Regions from separate parts of the Homo sapiens genome. Here all the other regions are linked to region 2. Evidence: chromatin contacts called from ENCODE Hi-C or POLR2A ChIA-PET data. All regions are on one chromosome and are shown on one strand. The core of a region is the stretch at or near the end of the contact, and the rest is flanking DNA. Distances in the headings are between cores, read along the strand shown. Region 1 overlaps LOC128966623 (a long non-coding RNA gene). Region 2 overlaps ADAMTS2 (ADAM metallopeptidase with thrombospondin type 1 motif 2). Region 3 holds the start of RUFY1-AS1 (RUFY1 antisense RNA 1).

Region 1 (3,694 bases), core at 797-3,296, 360 kb before region 2:
ACATGTATACCTATATAGACACACATATATACATATATATACACACATACTATAAAAAAGAAAAATTCTTATATTCCTAAGCTAAGTTTTACTTGATTTTATATGCAGTTGGCCCCTCGTATCCTGGGGTTTTACATCTGTGGTTTCAATCAACCGTGGATCAAAAGTATTTGAAAAACAAAAGCAATAAAAAAAAAACAAGAAAAAATAATATAAATAAAAAAATCAATACAACAACTTTTTTTTTGAGACAGTCTTGCTTTGTTGCCTAGGCTTGAGTGCAGTGGTACCATCACAGCTCACTGCAGCCACAACTTCCTGAGCTCAAGTGAGCCTCCCACTTCAGCCTCCTGAGTAGCTGGGACCACAGGCTGGTCTCGAACTCCTGGGCTCAAGTAATCCTCCTGCCTCAGCCTCCCAAAGTGTTGGGATTACAGGAGTGAGCCACCATGCTTGGCCCCAACAGCTATTTACATAGCATTTACATTGTATTAACTAGTAGTGTAAATAATTTAGAGGTGATTGGGCCGGGCATGGTGGTTCACGCCTGTAACCCCAGCACTTCGGGAGGCCGAGACGGGCAGATCACGAGGTCAGGAGATCGAGACCATCCTGGCTAACACAGTGAAACCCCGTCTCCACTAAAAATACAAAAAATTAGCTGGGTGTGGTTACAGGCGCCTGTAGTCCCAGCTACTCGGGAGGCTGAGGCAGGAGAATGGCGTGAAGCCGGGAGGCAGAGCTTGCAGTGAGCCGAGATCACACCACTGCACTCCAGCCTGGGCGACAGAGCAAGACTCCATCTCAAAAATAAAATAAAATAAAATAAAATTTAGAGGTGATTTAAATTATACCTCTAAATAATTAACCTGGGACAGAGGATGTGCATAGGTTATAGGTTATACGCAAATACAGATGCTCCTTGACTTATGATGGGGTTACAACCAAATACATCCATCGTATAGATTGACCATATGGCGAGTTGAATTTACAATGGGTTTATCCAGATGTAACCCTATTGTAAGATGAGAAGCGTTCTGAATGCCCATTGCTTTTGCACCATTGGCAAGTCAAATCCCAATTGAAGCCATCATAAATTGGGGACTGACAGTACAATGCTACTTTATATAAGGGACTTGAGCATTGTGGATTTTGGGGGGAGGGTCCTGGAACGAATCCCCTGTGGATACAGAGGGACTGCTGTATATATACATCTACAGGGCAAGATAGTTTATTTTTAAAAATTATACCATGTCGATTGTGATGACTGGCATATAGATTATGATGGTTTTTCTCTGATGTTGTATACTGAAATGTTTTCATAGGACCAAGAATGTTAGAAAAATAAAGATCTTAAATACAATATGATAAATTTATATATATACTATTTGATTCTGTTAGCTATATTTTGTTTTATATCAGTGATCATAAGTAAAAAATGGTTTTATAATTTTATTTTTATGTTAACCTTATCTGATTTGAGAATTAAAAATTCTAGTTTCATAAAATGAACTGGATAATTTTTATACTTTTTCTATTTTCTTGTACAGCACACTGTCCAGTAGAAATATAATGCAAGAACACATGTGACTTAATGTTTGTAGTAGCCACTTAGAAAAGTAAAAAGAAATATGTGCAATGAGTTTTAATAATATATTTAATTCAATACGTCCAAAGTAGTGTCATTTGAACATGTTATCAACATAAACATGAATGAAATATTTCACCTTCTATTTTTGTACTAAGTTTTCGAAATCTGTTCTTTTATATTGATAGCACTTCTTAATTCAGACACGAAATTTTCATAAGAAGTACATGATTTGTATTTAGGTTTCATAAAATTTACAATTCAAAAAGTAGATTCACATACGCGAATCGTTTCAAACATACCTCTGGGCCCAGCGCCTCGCCCTGTCCTCGCCGGGTGAAGTCGGCCCTGACTGCAGCCTGCGAAGCACCCGCCCATTGTCCCCGGAGAGGGCGCCCTGGACGCAAGCGCAGAGCCCCGGGAGGCGCGGGAAGCCGGAGGAGGGCGATGGGGGCGAGGCAGGAAGAGTACGTGGGGCCGAGGGGGGCGAGCGCTGGGCCGCCCGCAGCCGGAGAGTGTCGCCCCTCCTGAAGGCCCTGGGCAGGTGAAATGAGGACCAGCGCTGACAAAGGGCAGGATGCAGAAGACTCCTGACTTTGGATCTCAGATCACCCTCGGAAGCTCCGATTCGGATCCGCGTCCACAGACCCGGCGACCTCAGACAGACCGGGCGTCCGGGGAAGAGGCGGCGGCAGTGAGCACCGCAGTGAGGAAACCAGGCTCCGGCGATCCCCAGGCCTTACGCCCGACCCCAGGGCATTTGGGAGCAGGTCTGCGTCCGGGACCAGCACACTCTGGACGGGAGCTCTGCCTTTCTGGGGTCCTCCAGCTGAAGGATGTGAGTTGCAAGAAACCCATTCTGTAGACCTCGAAATCAGCGGGGAGCCCCAGGCACTTGTGGGGGGACTTTGATGTGGCTCCCACGCATCCACCCGGCACCGCGTGGATTGCCAGGGGCAGGACGAGCTTGAGTGGACGCTGGGTTCGCTGAGCCCCCCAGAGGCTCCTCGCCCTGGGTCACCTGTGCCGCCTTGGACCACCCAGAGAAACCTTTCCTCCCACCAGGTGAGCCGCAGGCCAGGCGCCAGGCCTGAGTGTGCCCGGGACGGGGATTTCTCTGTGAACGGCCCATCATCCCATAATATCCACGTTGTCTTAGCCTCATGTTCTGAAGAAACACGAATTTCATACACAAGCGTGGATTTTTGCATGTTTTAAATTGTAAATGCGACTAACTCCAAGGAAGTTGGAACTTGAAGCAGGCTCAAAGCAAACTTAGTCGCGTCATCCGCCACCATCCTCCAGGGTAAACCGAGGAGCACAGTTAATTGGTTTTCCACGGGTATTTGCCACTTGTCAGATGGGCTGTTATGGACGTAACCACGTAATTCCTGGAACCCAGTGAGAGTCAGCTTCCTTTACGGGCGTCTGACAAGATGTGCTCAAACACCTTGAAGATCTTTATGGAAACAACTTTTGGCTCTTTATCAAGATGTCATTCAGGGCTCTGAACAGTCGAATACGTTGTGGATGGGTTTGCTGTAGTTATACAGTGTGCATTTGATACTTGTCAATAGCGCTAGTAATGTTATTGCAAAAATAAAACCTTCTTTAAAAAAGAGGCCGGGCGCGGTGGCTCACGCCTGTAATCCCAGCACTTTGGGGAGGCTCAGGCAGGTGGATCACGAGGTCAGGAGATGGAGACCATCCTGGCTAACATGGCGAAACCCCGTCTCTAGTAAAAATACAAAAAATTAGCCGGGTGTGGTGGCGGGCGCCTGTAGTCCCAGCTACTCGGGAGGCTGAGGCAGGAGAATGGCGTGAACCTGAGAAGCGGAGCTTGCAGTGAGCCGAGATGGCACCACTGCACTCCAGCCTGGGCGACAGAGCGAGACTCTGTCTCAAAAAAAAAAAAAAAAGAGAAAAAAGAAAGAAAGAAAAGTGGCCCGGCACAATGGCTCACGCCTGTAATCCCAGCACTTTGGGAGGCCGAGGCTGGCGGATCGCGAGGTCAGGAGTTCGAGACCAGGCTGGCCAGCATGGTGAAACCCTGTCTCTACTAAAAATACAAAAATTAGCCGGGCATGGTGGCCCGCGCCCAGGCAG
Region 2 (4,110 bases), core at 1,577-4,076:
TGTCCCCCCCACGGTGGGGACAGACTCTGGGGGATGTGAGACCATGACCCAGACTTGGGCAGAAAGTGGCCCAGATACTCGGTTCCTGTTATTCATCCCAAATTGTGACAGAAATAGACCAGCTCCCCACCTGCCGCTCCCCCATTGCCTGTCCCCCAGGCCTCACCAGGCTCCAGTGGGGATAAAATTGGTAGCACTTGTTTGAGTGACATGTTTGTCTTCTAGCTTATGAGAAGCCTCTGAGTTATCTCAAGTTTTTCCTAAAACAACATTTTTCTCCATTTCTTAAAAAAAAGCAGAAGAAAAGAGATGATCTTATTTTATACAATATACCACCAGCCAGGGAGCAGAGCATCGGCAACACTTGAGGTTGCATAGCAACTGGCTTTTCAATTGATTTTTTGAGAAGGTACCAAAGCTACTCAACTGTTCTCATTTTAAATATTTCCTAGGATGATGAAAATCAAAGCAAATGGAAATCAGAGACTTGGGGAGCATCAGAGAAGGACATAAAGTGTCTTGTTATAAAAAACCAGGTCAAGACAAAGTGTGGAATGCTTGCTGGAATTTTTCAGCATTGGAGGTGAAAGGTCTGAGAAATTCTGCATGTGAGTCTCTTAGTGGAAAGCACGAGAAGAGAGGTGCTGGGGGTGGGGGCTTGGTGTGCCCACCCACCCACCTATAGGGTAGAGGATTTAGAGTGGCCCAGCCATGGTGCAGGAAGGCCAGGAAGTGAAGGTCTGGGGAGGATATATCAAGGGCCCTGGGGATCTGGGACAGGGGATGAGGTGGGAAACACACCCCATGCCTCACCCCAGGGACAGCCCCCTGTCCTCCTGAGCATCTGGGTCCCAACCCCCAACCTGATAGGGGTGCAAGGCATGATGGCCCACCCACATCATCCTCCATCCACCTCCTCACCCAGACCTACCTGGGTCCAGAGAACTAGGAGGCACTAAGGCTGGACACTGCCCTTGGGAGGTGCCTTAGTCTGTTTGGGCTGCAATAACAGAAATACCTTAGACTGAGTAATTTATAACCAATGGAATTGTGTTACTCACTGTTCTGGGGGCTGGGAAGTCCAAGAGCAGGACGCCAGCAGAACTGATGTGTCGTAAGGACCCATTCCTCCTAGAGGGCACCTTCTAGCTGTGCCCTCGCATGATGGAAGGGTGAACAGGCTCCCTCAGGCTTCTTTTGTAAGGGTGCTAATCTCATTTATGGAGACTCCACCCTCATGACCTAATGACCTCTCAAAGACCACACTTCCTAATACCATAACATTGGTTCTCAGCTTTCAACCTTTCAAATGTGGGGGACACAACATTCAGATTCTAGCAGGAGGCCCCTCTTCTGCCTCCCCACAGGCCTGCACTGGCTCATGCCTGGGAAGGCTCAAGTTGAGAATCCTGTTCTGGCAGCTTGGCTCTCTCTGGGAATAGCTTCCCAGGCTTTGGGGAAGATGGCTGGAAACAAAATGCTGGAACGATATGGGAGTTCTGGCAGAGAAATGAGGTGCACGCCTCCTGCCCCAGCTCTCGTGGTTCTCTGTCGTGATGAGATTTGATCTGTAAGCCCTGCCTGGAACAAGAGACCTCCAGCCTTGGGGGAGCCCACTTTGCACTCAGCTGGGGGGCACGGTAGAACATGTGCTCACAGAGCAGGGATGGTGGGACCTTGTCCCTGCCATTCATTCTGGCTTTGTCCATACTCGTGGGACCTTTGGTGAGCAATTTAACATCATGGGGCCTTAGTTTCCCCCATAAGAGGAGGTCTGTGAAACCCCAGCACACAACAGGAATGACGACAATCATAAAGGCGTTCGTGCAAGTGACTGTTTGTAGAGCTTCTTCTGGGACAGGCACCGTCTGAAGCCCTTTATGTGACTTTATGCCCTCACCCCCACAGCAACCCTGTGGAGTAGGCGCTGTGATCATCCCCATTTGACAGTGAGGACCCTGGCTCCAGGGGGCGAGCGGCCTGCCCGGGGCCACACGCTGGTGGAGCCACTCTGCTCTGGGAGGAGGGGCTGGACTCTGTGATCCCGGCTGGTCAGGAGCACCAGCTTCAGGCTCCTTGTCCTGGTCCCCTGAGGGTCAGTTGCTCCCAACCAAGAGTGACTTTGCCACCCCTCCCCCCACCCGGGGGACATTTGGCAGTGTCTGGAGAGACTTTTGGTTGTCACGACTAGGGGGAGGGTTCCACTGGGTTCTGGCAAGGAGTGCCCAGGGGTGTGCTCAACATCCTGCCATGAACAGGGTGCCCGCCTCACCCAACAGGAATTATCTGGCCCCAAATATCTGGAGTGCTGAGGTTGAGAAATGTGGTCTGCTCACCAGAACCCAACCTCCCTGCTGTCCTATCCTGCACCTGTTTAGGAGGCTGGTCTGAGGCAGGAGGGCCCCTCTGGGATGGGGACGGTTGAGAAGCTTTGCTGAAGCCGCATCCCCTTGGGGGCATGAGCCAGCCCCAGCGGGTAGGCCAGTCCCCAGGGACTGGTGTTATACTCCATCAGTATCAACAGCACGGCAGAGACAAGGACAAGGGACATTTGTGGGCGCTGACTGCACCCTGCCTGAACTGTCATGGGCGGAAGCCCCCCAGCTCCAAGCTCGGAGCTGCAGTTGTGCCCATTTTGCAGGTGGGGACAAGTAAGGTAACTTGCCCAAGAACAGAGCAGATGAGATATTTCGGCCGGGCCTAGAGCTGCCCAGGTGACCTCACCTGCCACCTGCAGTGGACTTGGTGAGCCTCGGTCGCGTGGCGGCCTGCGGGGCTGGCTGAGTGCGCCTTGCCCAGCAGGCAGAGCCTCCTGGCGGGGCGGGCGCGGTTCCAGCGGAGGCGGCCTCCAGGCTGCTGATCCCCATCCCGGTTTCCTCCCACGTCTCCTTGACTGAAGGAGGGAAGAGCATAGATAATTCAGCTCCTTCCAGAGCAAACAATGGAAATGTCGGAGAGCAACGATTGGAACAGAACTTTTTGCTCAGGTCATAATTGATGTATTTAGGGTGAGGCCCAGAGGCTGTCTTGGGGCCGCTGGGGCCCCGGGAGCCCGGGTGCGGCCGCGGAGTCTGGGCGCCGGGTGCGTCCCCGGCCCGGGCCGCTGTTCTCGCGGCAGCAGCGCCACCTGGTGGCCGCTCGGGCCCGGCCCTTCCTCTGCCCGCCCCGCGCGGGGGGCAGCACCCCGACCTCTTTCCGGCTGTGGGACTCAGGCGAGTCCTTTCAGTTGTCTGAGACGCAGTTCGTCATCCGGAAGGTAGGAAAATGAAGTGGAAGCGAGGTGTCGTGTGCCAAGCCTGAGCCTAGCGGGGCGCTCCTTGCGGACGGTGACTTCCTGCTGGGGTCAGCATCTGCCGGGGCGGCCCTTTGGGCTCACTTCCCCAGGCCTCCCGAGAACGTCCCCGCAGCCGGCGCCTCCCTCCCTGCCCAGCCTGGCTCCTGAGGGTGCTCGTGTTCATTCCTTCATCACTGAGCGCCCAGCAGCCGGGGTCCTCTGGCCGCGTTCGCTGCCTCATCCTGGCATGGAGAGCAGAAGCCGGGATTGCTCCGTGAAGGGAGGAGTGGGGCTACTGAGGGCAGGCGTGGGCCAGGGCTGGGGCACAGACTCGGGCCCAGCAACCACCCGGCCCTCAAGGAGCTTAGGCTTTAGTGACTCAGAGGCCAGCGACAGCAACAGGCACATCCCCAGTAGGTGCCCCATCTGGCAGGTGACCGATCGCACGCAGGAGGAGGGACCCGGCGGGCAGCTCAGAGCCAGGGTCCCGCGGCCAGGATGGGGCTGGGACTTGGAGCTGGACGCAGCCTACTCGTCCACCCAAGGCCCACGGGCCCCCTAAGCTCCTGGCTGTTCCCTGAGGCCCGTGGGGTTACCCAGACCCCTGCAGGCTGGGCCTGAGGTTCAGGGGCCCGCAGTGTTTCCTCACCCTTGCCCTGGCCAAGCCTCCTGACAGCCCTGGGGAGCATTCAGCAAAGTGACCTTCTGACCCAAGGTGAGGGCCATCAAGCTCTTGCCTCCCTAAGGCCCTCAGATCTGCCCTCTCCACCTCATGGTGGGATCCCTGGGTCTTTCAGGCATGTCCTCAGACCCTTTCCAGCCCGGGCCAGGGGAGC
Region 3 (3,757 bases), core at 1,021-3,520, 440 kb before region 2:
CTGACTGTTGGGATACTTAAACGTACGAGCACACGGGCAGTCAGCACAAGCTGACAGCAAAGAAGTGGTTCTTAGCAAGGCAGTACCTTCAGTGCCTGGTTCACTTCTTTTATATCTTCCATCTTCAGCTTGGACCTAAGGAAAAAAAAAAGGCCATTTCATAGCAGTGAGAGAGAGTGAGGCTCTGAATCCCTAACACAGCTGGCTCTCAGGACTAGCTTTGTGAGGATACCGGACTTGTGAGGAGACCCAGAACGTGAGTTGTTAAAATGCCTTCCGCCTCTGTACAATCCCAGAGTTGCCTCATCACACTGGCTCCCGTCTGCTGAGGGCTGAGGCTGAGCCTGGGACTGCATCTGGCACGAGAACACACTGCTTAGCCTGCAGGGGCTCAAAAAGACTTTGAGGGAGGCTGAGGCGAGAGGATGGCCTGAGGCCAGAAGTCCAAGACCTGGCCCTGTTCTGCACTAGTCTCTACCGCTCTCCCCAGCAGGAACCTGAGTCTGCAGGCTTCTCCCCGGCCTCCATTCTGCTGCCTGCTGTCTGGAAGGGGGAAGGCTCAGATGGCATAGCCATTTGTTCTTGCTCCATTCTTGTTCAGTGTCAGAACAATTCCTTTGTTTACACAAGAGACAGGACTGAACATGGTCTAAATTGGCAGAACTAAACCAAATAAAATGAAGCAGTTTGTGCAATTGAGGGAAACAGTCTGATCCTTTTTTTTTTTTTTTTGAGACAGGATCTTGCTATATTGCCCAGGCTGGAATGCAGTGGTGCAATCATGGCTCACTGCAACCTTGACCTCCTGGGCTCAAGTGATCCTCTCACTTTAGTCTCCCAAGTAGCTGCGACTACAGGTGCATGCCATCACGCCTGGCTAATTTTTGTATTTTTTCTAGAGGTGGGGTTTTGCCATGTTGCCCAGGCTGGTCTTGAACTCCTGACCTCAATTGACCCACCTGCCTCAGCCTCCCAAAGTGCTAGGATTATAGGCCTGAGCCTTTTTCTTTTTTTCTTTTTTTTTTTTGAGATGGAGTCTTGCTGCATTGGCCAGGCTGGAGTGCGGTGGTGTGATCTCGGCTCACTGCAACCTCTGCTTCCTGGGCTCAAGCAATTCTCCTGCCTCAGCTTCCCAAGTAGCTGGGATGACAGGCGCCCGACACCACACCCAGCTTATTTTCTTGTACTTTTACTAGAGATGGGGTTTCACCATATTGGCCTGGCTGGTCTTGAACTCCTGACCTCAAGTGATCCACCTGCCTCGGCCTCCCAAAGTGCTGGGATTAGAGGCCTGAGCCCCCACGCCCAGCCTGGCCTGGGTCTTTCTTAAAAGCTGAGATCAGTCTGAACTATCATCAGATTAGACTCATCTCAGTGACAAAATGGCAGGTCTCTGGGAAACACAGGCTAGACTTCGAAGGGAGGGATTAGAAAACAGCATCAGGGCATTTAGAAAAATCCCTGTGGCTTTTACTAAAGATCGGGAGGCAGCTCCTTCCCTTCCTGGTCCGGCTGCAGAAACAGGAAATAGGCCAGCAGATTGACAGGATGAGAAGAGGCTGCGCAGATGGACAGACCTTGGGAAGCCAGGTCAACAAGGCAAACTGAACATACAAGAACTCTGGGAAACACAATTTAGGAAGAATCCAGATGTTCCCAAGCCAATGAAACTGGAAACTGTTCCTGTAGCTAATGTAGGGCCTGCGAAGAGGCTTTGCCATCTCTGTCATCCGGTATAGGCTTGCAAGAGGAAGAAGGGAAGAGGGGAGAGAGCACAAAAGCAACTCCTCAGGTAGTCCTGTCTGGGTTTGCAAACACCTGATGCTGTGACACCCACAGCACTCACTGGGAGGGAATGGTGGCCAGGCAGCTCACACTGGGATTTGGAAGCTAGGTTAGCCGGTAGTGCCAGGCGGCCACAAAGTGCAACAATACATTTGTTTGTTTGTTTTTGAGACAGAGTTTCACTCTTATTGCCCAGGCTGGAGTGCAATGGCGCGATCTCGGCTCACCGCAACCTCCGCCTCCCAGGTTCAAGCGATTCTCCTGCCTCAGCCTCCTGAGTAGCTGGGATTACAGGCGCGCTCCACCATGCCCGGCTAATTTTATATTTTTAGTAGAGATGGGGTTTCTCCACGTTGGTCAGGCTGGTCTTGAACTCCTGACCTCAGGTGATCCACCCACCTCAGCCTCCCAAAGGGCTGGGATTACAGGCATGAGCCACCACACCCGGCCACAATGATACATTTTAAAGATCAGAGACCAACCACAGTTTCGAGGTCTATGGTCCACTAGGAGGGGACCTGTGACACTGCCTTGCTGTCCATCCAATGTAAAGAGGAAAACACTGGCTGCAAACCCCAGAAGCCAGCTCCACGCCAGCTCTGTTCCACGTCTGCTTCTGGTGAGTGCTCTCGGGATGCCCTCACAGCTGGCCTATGCTCTGAGCATGGGGACAGACACTGGGCCTTGCGTCCCTCAAGGAGCTCCCTGGGGGTTGGGAAGGAACGGGCCAGAGCACGGCAAGTTGACAGGCCAGACGGGAGCAGCACAGGGCACTCAGCTGAGTGGGTGGCAGGCAGGGCGGAGGGTGGGAGGGGAGGAAGCAGCGGCCATGGGCTAGTCTAGAAAGGTAAGAGGCACAGGAGAGACGGCGAGTGGCCAGCACCTGCATCTGGGAGTGGGCAGACCGCATTCCCACCAGAGACATCAGATTCCCTGACCAGCTATTTGTTTTTTTTTTTTGAGATGGATTCTCACTTTTGTTGCCCAGGCTGGAGTGCAGTGGTGCAATCTCGGCTTACTGCAACCTCTGCCTCCCGGGTTCAAGCGATGCTGCTGTCTCAGCCTCCCGAGTAGCTGGGATTACAGGTGCCCACCATGCCTGGCTAATTTTTGTATTTTTAGTAGAGACGGGGCTTCACTATGTTGGCCAGGCTGGTCTCGAACTCCTGACCTCAGGTGATCTGCTCACCTCAGTCTCCCAAAGTGCTGAGATTACAGGCGTGAGCCACCGCACCCGGCCTATTTTCTTAATAGTACTAGACTCTACAAATTTCTGGTGCAGACCAGGCTGTGCTGAGGTCGTGAGCCCCATCTCCTTGGTCATGGTGCTTATGTCAGGCATGGGTACTCGGGAGCAGGGTCAATCTCGGGTGATCCTGGCAGCTATGCACAAAGAAGAGGGAGTTTGTTCCTCTGATAGATGGCCTTGCTGAGTGCTGTTTTGCCCCTGCAGGGTCCAGACCCACCTGTGAGGCAGACAGGATAGCAGAGGTAGGAGACAGAGACCGATTCCTGATGGCTTCTTTTGCTTAAGCCACTTTGAGTTGGATTTCTGTTACTTGCAACCATGCGCCCTGACTCGAGGAGAAAAGCTACCCACTATGTTGAAAATGCAGAATCATCACACAAATGGGCAAGTTCCACAGTCCGCAGTGTGATCCACCCCAAGGCCCAGGCGTCCACAGCAACCTATCTAGACTGGGACACCAAGGAGGAGAGCTGTCAAGTCAGAGGGGAGCAGAACTACCAGGGTCTGCACCCCATCAGCACCTGCAGCAGAGACAGACAGACTCTGGCGGATGCAGTGGCCAGTTCCCCGAAAGGAAGGGGGCTGTGCTGTGCAAGGCGGGTGAGTGCACCTCTACTGTGCCAGGCTTCCGTTCCCAAACCAGCCCTGCTCCCTCTGGCCTGACTGTAGGCTGACCAAGCGATCCTCTCATTGCCCATCTGTTCCCTCAGGCCCTGGATATGA

The links. A loop is a pair of places that touch in the nucleus more often than their neighbours do. ChIA-PET counts read pairs that join two places held with the same protein, here RNA polymerase II (POLR2A). Pooled maps may share reads with other maps.
Region 1: a loop to region 2 is called in a pooled map, with 4 times the contacts of the local background. The contact joins two enhancer-like sites. A Hi-C loop is called at or near these places in 2 of 50 pooled maps. POLR2A ChIA-PET finds 5 or more read pairs at or near these places in 3 of 52 experiments (Caco-2, H1 and IMR-90).
Region 3: a map with no recorded cell type shows a loop between it and region 2 (7-fold over the local background). The contact joins the promoter of RUFY1-AS1 here to the enhancer-like site in region 2. A Hi-C loop is called at or near these places in 4 of 168 maps with a recorded cell type or tissue (CD8-positive, alpha-beta T cell, naive thymus-derived CD4-positive, alpha-beta T cell, natural killer cell and 1 more), 14 of 37 single-sample maps with no recorded cell type and 13 of 50 pooled maps.

The regions. Positions count from the first base shown.
Region 1 is chr5:179,529,108-179,532,801 of GRCh38, reverse strand. The region is part of intron 4 of LOC128966623 (a long non-coding RNA gene); the gene reads right to left. Among named protein-coding and RNA genes, the nearest start is that of RUFY1, 20 kb to the left of the region's middle. RefSeq lists enhancers at 1,819-2,424, 2,425-3,031. Within about 2 kb of position 2,046, at least 13 of the 41 ENCODE cell types and tissues checked have a DNase peak (open chromatin) inside an H3K27ac peak, as active enhancers do.
Region 2 is chr5:179,166,299-179,170,408 of GRCh38, reverse strand. All of the region lies in intron 5 of ADAMTS2 (ADAM metallopeptidase with thrombospondin type 1 motif 2), which reads left to right. Among named protein-coding and RNA genes, the nearest start is that of ZNF354C, 110 kb to the right of the region's middle. RefSeq lists a silencer at 2,997-3,206 and an enhancer at 2,820-3,321. Within about 2 kb of position 2,826, at least 4 of the 41 ENCODE cell types and tissues checked have a DNase peak (open chromatin) inside an H3K27ac peak, as active enhancers do; they include spleen, where a contact is called at or near this core.
Region 3 is chr5:179,602,254-179,606,010 of GRCh38, reverse strand. It overlaps RUFY1-AS1 (RUFY1 antisense RNA 1), which reads left to right and starts at 2,270. Exons shown (of 9, transcript NR_110560.1): 1 at 2,270-2,404; 2 at 3,239-3,634; 3 at 3,745-3,757. RUFY1 (RUN and FYVE domain containing 1) reads right to left here. Exons shown (of 18, transcript NM_025158.5): 16 at 87-135. The region is part of intron 4 of LOC128966623 (a long non-coding RNA gene); the gene reads right to left.